2 separate regions of the Homo sapiens genome follow, and region 2 is linked to region 1. The links are chromatin contacts, found by Hi-C in ENCODE. All regions are on one chromosome and are shown on one strand. Each heading gives the region's core, a stretch centred on a gene start or an enhancer-like site at or near the end of the contact. The rest is flanking DNA. Distances are from core to core; before and after follow the strand shown.

Region 1 (6,645 bases), core at 2,198-4,697:
ATCCCATGCCCCCTATAACTCCTACCCTAATTCTTCACTCCTAGTCTGGTTTCCCCCACCTTGGACTCACCCTTTATTTCTCTTCTCTCTGCATTCTGTACCCTGGACTTCATGCAATCTGCCCTTGGTGAGATGACCACATTGTGAATTCAGCAGTCATGTTGTAGTCCTCTGAACCTTCATTTTGTCTCTGAGAGCGTTTGACACATGGAGCCATGTCCTCATTTTCCACTCTGCTCCTTTCTACTTCCTGGCTGCACCTTCTTGGTCTTTTGTTTTTTGGCCAACATTCCCTTCCCTTACCAAATCTAAGTGTTGGCTTTTATTTGGGCTCTATCTTGGGCTCCCTTTCCTCACGTTGCTTTTCTGGCAATGTTAATCATGGGATAAAAATCAGAAACACCTGGAAAGTTATATATATATATATATATATATTTTTTTTTTTTTTAAAGCTACACACATCCAGACCCCAGAAATTCTGATTTATTGGGCCTTTGGTGTTTGTATTTTGAGACAAATTTCATGAGTATTTCTTAGTACATCCCTTGTTAAGAACTATGACACATGCATGCTTTCTCTCTCTCTTTTCCTCCCTCTCTCTAGTGATCTTATCCTCTCCTAAGGTGTCCATACAGTGATGACTTCCAAATCAAAATTTCCATCCCGGAGCTTGCCTTTAATACAGATCACTATATACAATTGCATTTTTGGGTAGCTCAGAGGCTTCTCATAAAATTCAACGTATCCTAAATGAAAATCATGACTTATTTCACCAAATCTGCTCTTCCTCCTGTCTTTTCCATTCCAGTAAATGACATTGTCATTTGTACATCCAGAAAAATAGGCATTCTCCTTAGTTCCTTCTCCTTCATTTCCCGTACCCAACGAAGCACCAAGTCTTGCCAAACCTGCATTCTATATGCAATTGCTGATTAGGAACCACATTTTTACAACAACAACAACAAAAAAGCAATTTCGGATGACTCAACCTAATACTTATCAACTCTGTTTACTTTTCCCTATTCCAATGATGACATGTTGGTCCAAACACTCATTCTTGGGATGGCTGAAATGCCTTTTGTACTGGGCCCTCTGCATCTGCCGTTGGCCCCCTTCTTCCACTATTTAACTGTCTTCAGCATGATTTCTTAAAACATGCGGCCCTAATTACATCATCCTTTCATTTATAACCATTCAGTGGGCTCTCAATGCACTTGGCATAGTCTAAAATTCTTAAATGGCTTGGAAGCCCCTGTATCATCTGGTCCCTTTTTTCCTCTGCTGCTTTATTCTAAGCAGTATTTTTTTCTTCCACTTTCTTCTATGGCCAAATCTCACTGGGCTTCTTTAGGGTCCTTCTGGTTTCAGAGACTTTGTACAGGCAATTTCCTTGGCCTGGTACACCCTTGATCAAATTTTTGTTTGGGATACTTCTTGCAAATCCCTTTTATCTCAGCCTAAGCATCACTTTTTCTGGGACACTTTGCCTGATGCTCCCCTATTGTGGTTGAGGGCCCCTATTATGTAGCCTGAAACTGTAGTCCTAATTTCTCTTGTTATTCATTATGTAAATAATTCATTATTATTCTGCAATTGTTTATGCAATAACTGTTTCTCTGTGAGACTACACCTCCATGAAAGCAGGGACTACATTCCTGCTTATTTTCCCCTGTGCTTCCAACTTTTAGCACGGTGCCTTAAATTTGGTAAGCTTTCAATGTACATGTATTGAATGCATAAATAAGATGGGAGTTAAAAAACAAATATCAGAAAGTATTTTGAAACATCACAAGTGGAAGCTTGAACAAAGCACAGTGGATATTGAAAGAAAGAGAGAGAGAGAAATTATCCTGTTTTTTTGTTTTTACAGACAGCTCCTCTGTCACCCAGGCTGGAATGCAATGGCATGATCATAGTTCACTACAGCCTCAAACTCTTGGACTCAAGCGATTCTTCCACCTCCACTTCCCAAGTGGCTAGGTCTACACGTGTATGCCACCATGCCAGGCTAATTTATTAATTTAATTTAATTTAATAATAATTTTTGAGACAGAGTCTCACTCTTTCACTCAAGCTGGAGAGCAGTGACACTATCATGGCTCACTGCAGCTTTGACCTCCTGGACTCAGGTGATCCTCCTACCTCAGCGTCCCTAGTAGCTGGAACTATAGGTGCATACCACCATGCCTGGCTAATTTTTATATTTTTGTAGAGACAAGGTTTTGCCCTGTTGCCCAGGCTGGTCTTGAACTCCTGGGCTCAAGTCATCCTCCCACCTCAGTCTCCCAAAATGATGAGATTACAGTTGTGAGTTGCTATGCTGCCTAATTTGTGTGTGTGTGTGTGTGTGTGTGGTGTCAGGGTCTCTAGGCTGGTCTCAAACTTTTGGCCTCAAGCAGTCCTGCTGCCTTGGCCTCCCAAAGTGCTGGAGTTACAGGCATGAGCCACTGAGCTGGGCCCTGGTTTTTTAATTGACAATTTTACACAGAAAGTGATATTTGTGTTGGCAGTTCACAGATGGTGCAGTTTTCCATGGATGGGAAGTGGCATTCTAGGCAGTGGGAAAAACAGGAGCAAAGGCATAAAGGTAGAATAAATAGAGTAAGCTTGAGGAATAACCAATGATCCAATCGGCTTGAGGGTAAGGCATTTACTGGGGAGGTCATATATGTTCTTGAGAAATAGAAGAAGGAAGAGCAGAGCAGGGAGAACCTATGGAGTTTAAACTTGAAATTTCCAGCCATGATCCAAGCAGTGTTCTGAGAAAACTGATCTGGCCTTGGTGTGCAATGAAAGCTTTGGCACCAAAAAACTAGCTAGGAAGATTGCAGTAACCTTTGGGAATGATAATGAGAGCCAGAGCTTGGGTTGTTGCAATGGGAATGCAAGAAAAAATGGACTTGAGGGTAAGATTACAGAAGTAGCACTGCTGAAAGTTTGATGACCGATTCCAGGACAGCAACAGAAAGAGACCAGACCACGACGACTATTAGGTCCAAACACTAAAAGAAACACAACGCCTTGGCAAACAACGTCAGAATAGCCACCATTAGAATCTAAGGGAGAATTAACGATTGCATCAAGTGTCCATTCTGCAACAGCTGCAAGAGTTCATTCATTAGGCAAATACATGCACCCAGATTCCCTGCTTTCTGTCCAGTGTGCATTCTGCTGGCACCTACCTATGAGTAAGTAGTTGAGGTGATTTGTAAGCTAAGCTGAATTTTAGACTGGTGATTTTTTAAATGTAGTTTTTTTTGTTGTTGTTTTTTTGCATTTTTTTTTTATTCTTTTCTTTTCCCAGGCAATTCTTATGGTTCAATCCACTTCACAGGTATGCCTCAGGCTTCCAAATGACTATTTCACATTTGCTATGTAAACTAGTGACTCAATATGTTGCTTTAGAACCAGATACGTGTGGTTTTGCTTCACTTGAGGAATTCAGTAGAGAACATACTTCGTGTCAGCAGAAACCCTCGTAAATCTACATAGAGAAGGACATGAGTAAAACTTCCTTTTATAATCACGTGGCTGCATGGAATTTGTTTCCTTTTCTTTGTGGAGAAGCACTGGAGTTTTCTCTAAGACCTCAGAAAAAAGCTTATTTGTGCTTGTGAACTGATTTTGAGAAGGGACACCATTGTCATATTTATCTTGAATTTGCTCTTCAAGATTAGAAAATAATTGAAAAAGAAAGTAAAATTCTAGGGGTTGTTATTGCATTTTGTATATGAGATGTATGCATTTTCCCTCTAGACAGGTACTCTGGGGAAGCTGGCCAGGGAAAACAAATAAGACGACATGGCCTTACACAGTTTCTCCTGCACAATGGCTGAGCTTCTGTATCTGGCCCTAGGTATGTAAGCTATGTGTCCTGAGATAGGAAGCCTTCCAGAGCACAAAAATGTGGACAGAAGAGTTAGGGAAGATATATAGATAGATATGTATGTATGTATGTATCTAGATACATATCTATATATATATGTGTGTGTGTGTGTATATATATAATGGTGAAAGAACATTTATACCATTACAATTTCATCTTGGATAGAGATTAAGGTTTGAAAAAATTTCTACAAATAGCATCTCCTGGCTATGTAGGTTTTGGCTCAGAGAAATTGGGGTTGGTGAGATTAAGTGAAAGGAGATAAATATTAAGGGAAAGTTTTCAGATGGAAGGGTTTCTGCTGAAGCCACCTGCCCAGTTTGCCATAATGGACTCAGTGGCCTGGCAGAACCTTTATTTGAATACTTTGGTTGGATTGATGACCTTTTGTGGCTTTTGTGGTATGGAAAAAACACATAATTTATATTTTTCTGAGTGGAGTGCCATAGGTTTCTCTACAGAGTCCTTGGCATCCTATTGTCTCATGGTCATTATAAGTTAACCTGGGGAGATTGTTGGACATACATGATATTTGAAACAAATTTAGAACTTTTAATGTTCACTTTATGTATGCTACATTATAAAATTTTCCTAAGAAGATAATATATTATTGGTCTATATTTATACTTCAAATACAAAGCATTTAATAGTGTCACAAGGGTACGTAGTTAGTATTTTCATAGTCTTTAAAAACATGTTTTATTTCTGGCCTGAATAACACTATTCCTTGTGTGTGCATGTGTGTGTGCTTGTGCACACCCTTACGTCTGAAATTTGTTGTATTTTGGGTGACTTTAGAAGACTTTTGAGACCACTCGTCATGCCTAGTGATCAATGCATGGGGACTGCATATCCCAGAGTACACAGATCTTGGAATTGAGGTTGCCACCTTTGGGTTAAGAGTAGCCTGGTGTTCCATTCCCCATGGCCAAGTATTTTAATATGTTTTACGGTGAGTACAACTAGAAAACATTGCCTATTTAATTTATAGCTGACACTTTCTTGGAAAGGAAAGCTACAAGTGAACATGTGAGATCAGAATTAGACTTCAGAGTCATTTTGATAGGAGCTGCAGAATTAGCAGAGCAAAACTTTGTTCTATGGCAAATGCATCCCCAGGTTGTCAGAGCATTCCCTCTGTTTCCTGCTTTAACTCAAACCTGGCTGCTCCCCAGGCTTCCTTCTGCTGGGGGCCTTCCCAATGCAGGCTGCTTGCCCAGGTTTCTGTTCACTTCCCACTTGTCCTTACACAGTCGTGAAAAGCCCCGTTCCTCTGAGGTCATCTCTATCCGTCGCTGTTTTCTACTGACCTCCGTCTTCTGATCACTCTTCTCTCACTTTCTACTGACCACTGATGGCTTTGGCATGCTCCTTTTTCATTCTTCAACAAATATTTGTTCTTCTCCTTTTTCCCTATCATGATTAAAAAGATGGGCTGGGCGTGGTGGCTCACGCCTGTAACCCCAGCTACTCGGGAGGCTGAAGTACAAGAATCACTGAAACCAGGGAGGCAGAGGTTGCAGTGAGCCGAGATTGTGCCACTGCACTCAAACCTGGGCAACAGAGTGAGACCCTGTCTCAAAAAAACAAAAAGTAAAGATATTCCTCCTTGTACATAAGGTCAATCCCTACTCCTGGGCTCTGGATTCTATCCCCTCTGGCTTCCTTTTAGCCCACTGATTTTATCTACTCAACACCTCTTAGATTCTTTTTTCCGGCTCCACCTTCACTGCCTCCTTCTTAATTCAAGCCAACATAACCCTTCACAATCGCTCTGCTCCCCTAGTTTATCTTCCTGCACATGGTATTACCTTTTTCCAGACCATCTTTCCTCATGACGTTAGAATGAGTTTTCCCAAATGTAAATCTGAGCATTTCTTTCCCTCCCATCCCGGGCCCTCCTTAGTTGTTCGAATAAGGTCCAGACTCCCCAGCACGGCATTCAGGGCTCTTCATCATCTGGCCTTTGCTTAGCTCTGGACAGAGGTAACAAATCACCTCTTAGCAATTTAAATAGTGATACGGATTAATAAAGTCTCTTCTGATAAAAAGTATTTTTTCAAAAGACAATTTCTAGCATATGCACAGCCTAGCTTCAAAGCATCAGGAGAGAACTTTGGAGCTGATGCCATTTTATAGGCTAAAACTGTTTCTAACATTTACAGAATCTCTAAAACCATGCACCATAGGCATAGATGCCTATGGATGCACGTTTGGACAATTTCTTTTGTATGGAAGATGTGATTCATAGGAGAGATTGGTAATTTAGAAACCATGACTTCTAATTATGGGAAGTTTCCTGTGCAAGGCATGTGTTCAATCTTCGCCTGTTTCCTAAGTGGTAAGATGGTGACAAATCTATGATACCACCCCCGAGAGTGTTTGTGAAACATAGCTAATAAAAATATTAGGCTATGTTATAGGATATTAAGATGCCTTGCAAATAATATTTCCTGTTAATAATGTATGATGACTTATGAGTCCTTTGGAGCTGTTTTTAATCCCTGAGGTTAGCCCTTATGTAATTTAAGAAAGAATAATCAGATACATGGTGGTCATATTTCCTGCTTCTCAGTTTATGTAATTCAATATAAAATGCCAAAATAAAGGCATGAAATTGAAAAGAAAATCAGCTAATATTTAGTATTTATGAATATCATTTTGCCTTCACAACTCTTTCCAAACCTCAAATAATTAATTTATACACATCTCAGAAGAAGGTGATGATTATCTGTTTTATAGGTGGGAAGAAACTGAAG
Region 2 (6,645 bases), core at 2,392-4,891, 390 kb before region 1:
GTTTAAATGTCATCACTCAGGGAGATCTCTCTGGATTGCCCTACCTAAAGTGATCACAACCTCCCTTATTCTTCAGCACAGCGTCTTGTTCATTTTGTTCATGGTGCTTTTCACATACTGTTTATTTTGCTTACTAATTCTGATGAAGAGAGCAGCCCTCTATAATAAGACAGTATTATATGTCAGTAGTTTTGGGAAAAGTTAAAGTTTCAATAGGTTTTTAGCTCTCCTTGCAAATAGCCTTCTGGAAGTTTACTTGTGTACGACCATGGGTCTGCTTCCCTTCCTTTACTGAGTATCACAAGGTCTCCTCTTTTGCACCTGAGTGTCTGGACCCCAAAGCCTTTCTCTAAGTGGTGCTCAGGGCTCTTTGGAGTAATTTCGAGGCAGCCAGCCTCTGGGGTGTGGTGGTCCCAGTCTCTGGGCGGTGAGTACTCTTGTCTGTCTCTGCAGTGCCCTTCTCATTAGTGACAAGACTGTATTTCACATTCTCAGTGTATGGTCTCTTTTTTTCCACTTCAAGATATTTGGTATTTAATATCTGTCTCTGTTGCTGGATTAGACACCCCATGAGGGCAAGGACCATGTCTGCCTTGCTCTTTATTATATTCCTAGGGTGTAGCATAGTGTCTACCCCATACCAGGTTCTCAGTCAATATCGATCATTGCTTCTTCCCATTCCTACCAGCCACATTTTGCCTCCTCCATCTTCCAACACCTGTGTAGCCTGCCCGAACTTCCCGAATTTGAAGGGTAAAGAGGGAGTAGAGGTAGAGCAGCTTCTTCTCGTTCTTCTCCTAATTGCTAACAAGCTCTCTTTTGCGGGGTTTGGGGAAACAGTGGAGGAATACAAAAAGTTCCAAGAGAGTCTTTTCCTTCCTCCCCACCCCCGAGCACGCAATCCAACCATTGCATTTAGTCTAGTGGCTATTCTTGAAATCAGCCTCTGCTCCTCTGGAAGTCTCTCGCCCGGCTCCCTATGTGGGCTGTTCTTGTTCTTGGATGCTTGGATTGCCCTTTATCTACTCGCCATCTGTGTAAGGGGATCCTGCCAAGATGATCAGATGTGAACTCAGTGCCAGAAACATTTTAATTAATTTATGGTGATAAAATGCGAAAAGAAAACCATTGAGGAAAGCCTGGGCCAAAGAAAATTAAACATAAGAGGAAACAGAGAAACTGGGGCCGTGTGGTCTTAGAAGGGAGGGCCTGGTTGGCAAGGAAGCCAGCAAACTCTTTCTTTCTCTTGCCCTCTTCACTTGTTTAAGCAACACGCAAGTGGAAAAGCTGCAGAGGACCTTGTGGCAGGGACTGGAGGGGACAAGGGAGATCACTGAATAGCCTGCTATTGGCCTGGACTTCTTGATTAGGGCACTTGAACATGGGTGTGCAGGAAACATTGAGAGCAAGGCTGCAGGGTTGCAAGCCTCCCTGTAACAGGGGCAGCCAGTGTTTCTCAGGTGAGCAGAAGCGGGAAGGTTCTTAAGCTGCAGCTCTGAAAAAGCATCAGCACGTGTTTAAAGAAGTCACTAGAGTAAGTTTGATTTCATTGCAGTCTGGCGTACAGTTCTTAGGGTAACATCTATACTGAGAAAATACAGAAGAAAACTAGTATTAGCTAGCTTTGCCCCTCCTAAGACAAAAACAGGCCAGCAATGTTTATTTGTAGGCTACTGGGTCACTTGACTTATTTGAGATGTCGATTCAATTTAGGTTTCCTTTCTTTTTTTTTTTTTTTATAGGAAATAACTACTCAGGGTTGAAAAAGACAAACTTTTCAGTTAGTCCTTCCCATTGAATTTTAGAAGAAGACAAAAGAAAACACTTGGGAACCAGCACACAAGAATTCAGTCAAAATAAGACATTATTTAATTCAATAATTTAGTTTCTAATGTATTTGCATATTACATGTCCCTATAGATTTGATGTCTCAATCTAACTGGTGCAATTAAAAAAATAGACTCTTAAAAGCAACTGGGAGAAGAATACAGCAGTCAAAGAGAACAAAAGGGGACACATTAGCTGAAGAAAAAGAAAGAAATGAGAGAAACTTCTCAGTGATTTGAAAAAATCTATAGCACACATTACCTATTTGTCCTAATTAAGAGGGAACTATGTAAAATTGAATAAATAAATTTATGTTGAGCTCAGCAGTAGATTATTTATACAGCTGATTTAATAGGATAATAGAATTTTAGAGCTGTGACTTCATACTGTGGGTCTGAATCAGAACTGCCTAGATAGGTTTCTTCTTTTTTTAAAAAAATGTATAGGATTGTGTCGTACTTGCCAGGATTTATGGGGCTGGCCTTGGGATGTGCATTTTGAAAAAGCTAGCAGGTGAGTCTGACGTGCATTCCTATGCATCCGTTCATCACTTATGCAGTGCCTACCAGGGGCCATAATACTATGGTGGGTGCTGGAGACACTATGGTCAGGGAAAAAAGACATGGTCCTTTCATTATGCATGTATGGTTTGTGGGTAATATGCACCTTTTTATTTCCAGCTAAAGACCTGATTACCCTGAAAGTTGAGTGGCCCTTCTCTGGATCATCCAGTTAGGTGGTGGTAAACTGGAATGGAACAATACCCTAATTTCCCACTTCTTATTTCCATATTCTTTCCACTAACTAGTCTTGCTGATTTTCAGATTACATTTTGTTTAGGCTTATATTGAGATTCCAATTGTACTGGAAAAAACAGCTGGGTTTAGATTTAGGTTCAATTCCTTGCTCTACTATGTATAAGCTTTATGATATTGGGCAAGTGAATAACTTCTAGCAGTCTTGGTTGCTGTATTAGTCCCTTTTCATGCTGCTGATAAAGACATACACAAGACTGGGTAGTTTATGAAGAAAAATAAGTTTAATGGACTCAGAGCTCCATGTGGCTGGGGAGGCCTCACAATCGTGGCAGAAGGTGAAAGGCATACCTTACATGGCGGCTGGCAAGAAAGAATGAGAGCCAAGTGAAAGGGGAAACCCTTTATAAAAACATCAGCTCTCATGAGACTTATTCACTACCACAAGAACAGTATGGGGAAACACATGGGAATTATGGGAGCTACAATTTAAAATGAGATTTGGGTGGAGGCACAGCCAAACCATATCAGTTTCCTCATCTGTAAAACAATCATACCTACTACATGCAGGTGGAGGGTAAGGATATGAATATTTGATGAGGTCATATAAGCAAAAGAATCTAGTCCACTGTCTAGCACTTTGGAAGATCTCAGTTAGTGGAAGTTCTTTCCAGTTCTTTATAGGAGGCAACACACCCAAACTTACTGGGTGTTGCTGGGGTGGGGCATGTGGGGAGCCATCCTGGATACTGGCAGAGTGGCCCAGGGTGGTCTTACCCTTTGGAATAGGCCAAGTCAGTGTTAGGTCCCCTTGGCATCGGGTGTATTCTGCCCATCCAAGCAGCAGTGGTATGCATAGGATGCCTGGGGCTGGTCACCGGGGCTTACAGCAAGGAACTGGAAGCCTTTCCAGAGCAAGTCAGAAACTCAGAGCTAGCACAAAGCAGTGGCAGTGATTTCAGAAGCCTCCCACTGAATGCTTTCTCAATTTCCTGTGCAGACCTGTCAGCTTTGCCCTAGGGGCATGTTGTGGTTACATTCCAAGGTTGCCTGCTGCTGGCCAGCTCAGCTTCCTTGGCCACAGCTTGAGTCTTCAGTGAGTTTCCCCACTAGAACAGAAGTCACCACCCAGACTTGTTCCGTGTACCAGCATCAGATAATGGGATTGAATTAGAAAGAAAGAAATGAGAAGAAATTGGTTGGATCAAGGTGGAGGCATAGGTACCACAGCAGCAAGAATCAGATTTATCATGTACTTCTCCACGCTTTTTCAAATCTTTATTATTTAAGAGAGCATATGACCCCTTCTAGGTATATAACCAAGAGAAATGCATGTATGGGTTCACCAGAAGACTTATAAGAGAATGTCCAAAGTAGCAGTATGTGTAATAGCCCCACACCGAACACTACTCAAATGCTCATCAACAGCAGGATGGATAAATACATTGTGTTATAATCACACAACAGAACGTTATGCAGCAACGAGAATAAGCAAACCGTAACTACATGAAACAACATGGTTGCATCTCACAAACAAAATATTACAGGAAGTAATATCAGTAATATCAGGAATACAGTAATAGTAATACAGTAATAGTAATACAGTAATAGTACAGGAAGCCAGATGTGCAAGAGTACATACAGTGATTCCATGTATACAATGTTTGAAAATAGATAAAACTTACCTATGATGTTAGAAGTCAGGATAGCAGCTGCTTTTGGTGGGGGATAGTGACTGAAGGGACATCCAAACGAGGTTTCTGCGGGTGGGGGTGCTGGTGGTGGTGTGAGGTGCTGCTGCTGCTTTTTTTTGAGGCAGAATCTCACTCTGTTGCCCAGGCTGGAGTGCAGTGGTGACATCTCAGTTCACTGTAGCCTCAACCTCCTGGGTTCAAGTGATTCTCCTGCCTCAGCCTCCCAAGTAGCTGGGATTATAGGCATGCACTACCACACTCAGCTAATTTTTGTATTTTTAGTAGAGATGGGGTTTTACCATGTTGGCCAGGCTTGGTCTCGAACTCCTGACCTCAAGTGATCTGCCCACCTCGGCCTCCAAAAGTGCTGGGATTACAGTTGTAAGCCACTGCACCCGACGTAATGTGCTGCTGCTTGATCTGGGTGTTGGTTGCATGGGAGTGTATGGCTGGAAAATTTATTGAGGTGCATGCCTACAATTTGTGTTCTTTTGTATCTATATGTGGAGCTTCAAATGAAAAAAGAACGTAATAATGTCTTTGCACCCTTATCCTCATAGATTGCAGCCTGGAATGGAAGCCTGCATTGTGATTTTTCCACCAGTGAAAGAGTTAAGTAATACTCAGCATTTTCTTACGTCTGGCCCAAAGTAGGCACTCAATAAATATTTGCTGAATAAGTAAAGAATGGGTGCTACAGCACAGTTCTAGACAATCCTGACACCCAGCTGCATTCTTGCCCCAGATGATGGGAAATAAATTAGATTGAGAATAAATTTTGTATCATGATAATAAATCCTTCTTTTTTTTTTTTAAAAAAAGGAAAGGATCATAGAAGCTATTAGGTAAGGATGCCACGGAATTTAAAAAGGTCTCCTAGGGACATTTCTATTATCAGGGATTTTCCTTATCTAAACCATTGTGGCAGACATTTAGGAGGGAAGCCTCAAACCTCCTGTGCGCCATCTGGCTCAAATCCACATGTGCATGCATGCGGGTGTCCTCCCTGGCAGTGGAGAGCAGCCCAGATGTACTGTGAGGGGGGCCTCCTTGTAAGGAGCTCCTCCTCTGTTCCACAGCCCCTGGGAGGCCTTCATCAGGTTCAGTTCAGTTGGATCTTTGATGTCATCTCCATGTGAATGCTGCATGATCATTTTCTCTTGGTCTTTGATGAACAAAATGTGAGGGGAGATGTTTGACCTGGGGGCATGGCTTGTGGCAAGACAGGAAGTGCCTCATCTTGTTGGGGTACATAAAAGGGCAATTAAAGGGTACCGCTAACAAGTACACACCTACTCACGGGTCTGCCAAGACTCTTTCAGGAAGTGTGACAGGGCATGAGCACAGAGAAGAGGGGCGGATCTGAGGCAGTGGCGACTCAGATTTCCCTACCTCCAGCCCGAGTGGAATCTTAATTCAGTCCTCCACACCCTCTAGCCAAACCCGAAAATCAGGAGGCCAAAAGTGACAAGCGTTTGAGAGACAGCTTAAGCTACATAAAAGGCTGGTTGAAGTCATTTTCCCATTAGAAGATTGTGGATGGGGAATGTACAAACATGCATTCCAACATAGACCAGTGCTGTCCCCATTAAACTTGGATTTCGCTTCCTTTTTTAAGGCTCAGGAAACATTATGCCACACAAGTCAAATCCAACGAATAGTACAATATTAAGAAATGTGTACCTTCTGAAACCAGCTTCCAAAGATGGGACTCTTGTCTGTAAAGATAGCTGCCCTTCCCTTGGCCCTGATGAGAAGGACTAAGAAGCCTTGGTTTTAGGGAGTGACTTCAGAACTGGGTTCTTTACACCGGTGTTGAGTGGTGGTGAGCTAACACACTTGGATGGAACTGGAAGCCCTCTGCCTGGGATCTCTCAGAGACTTGCTTCCCTCTAATGAGGAAGTTGCCTAATCGGTTCATGTAACATGGATATCTTTGTTTTGCTCAAATATCAAATACCAATGACATTTTCTTGGACATGAAGTCAAGGAGTGAAGCCCGCCTTCCAAGGGCAGTCTAGTTCAGAGGGTCTTGCGGAGTCTGTCCAGAGGATTGGACACCCCGGCTCTTGGTGCTTGGGTCTGACTCTCAGCCCTGGATGTCATCCTCAGAGGACAGTCATCTTTAGAGTAAGAGTTGTTGTGGGCACTGCTGAGGGGCTGGGGTGATCAGCCTGAGGGAACAGGGCTGGGTGAAGTGGAGAGAAGAGCCAGGACAGTTGGGTAACGCAGGCTTTGGAACTACCAGAATAGGCTGAAAGACCCTAGGTGTCGAGAACAACCAACAAACATACATAGTCAGCATTAAGCCCTGGCTATGGTACTGATAATCCTTCTCCGCTTCTGCTTCTAATGCTGCCACCTCTAGA

Evidence for each region. A loop is a pair of places that touch in the nucleus more often than their neighbours do. Pooled maps may share reads with other maps.
Region 2: a pooled map shows a loop between it and region 1 (2.6-fold over the local background). The contact joins two enhancer-like sites. A Hi-C loop is called at or near these places in 2 of 168 maps with a recorded cell type or tissue (Calu3 and HepG2), 7 of 37 single-sample maps with no recorded cell type and 11 of 50 pooled maps.

The regions. Positions count from the first base shown.
Region 1 is chr14:53,921,758-53,928,402 of GRCh38, reverse strand. No RefSeq gene overlaps it. Among named protein-coding and RNA genes, the nearest start is that of MIR5580, 23 kb to the left of the region's middle. Within about 2 kb of position 3,447, at least 2 of the 41 ENCODE cell types and tissues checked have a DNase peak (open chromatin) inside an H3K27ac peak, as active enhancers do.
Region 2 is chr14:54,309,292-54,315,936 of GRCh38, reverse strand. No RefSeq gene overlaps it. Among named protein-coding and RNA genes, the nearest start is that of CDKN3, 84 kb to the left of the region's middle. Within about 2 kb of position 3,641, at least 3 of the 41 ENCODE cell types and tissues checked have a DNase peak (open chromatin) inside an H3K27ac peak, as active enhancers do.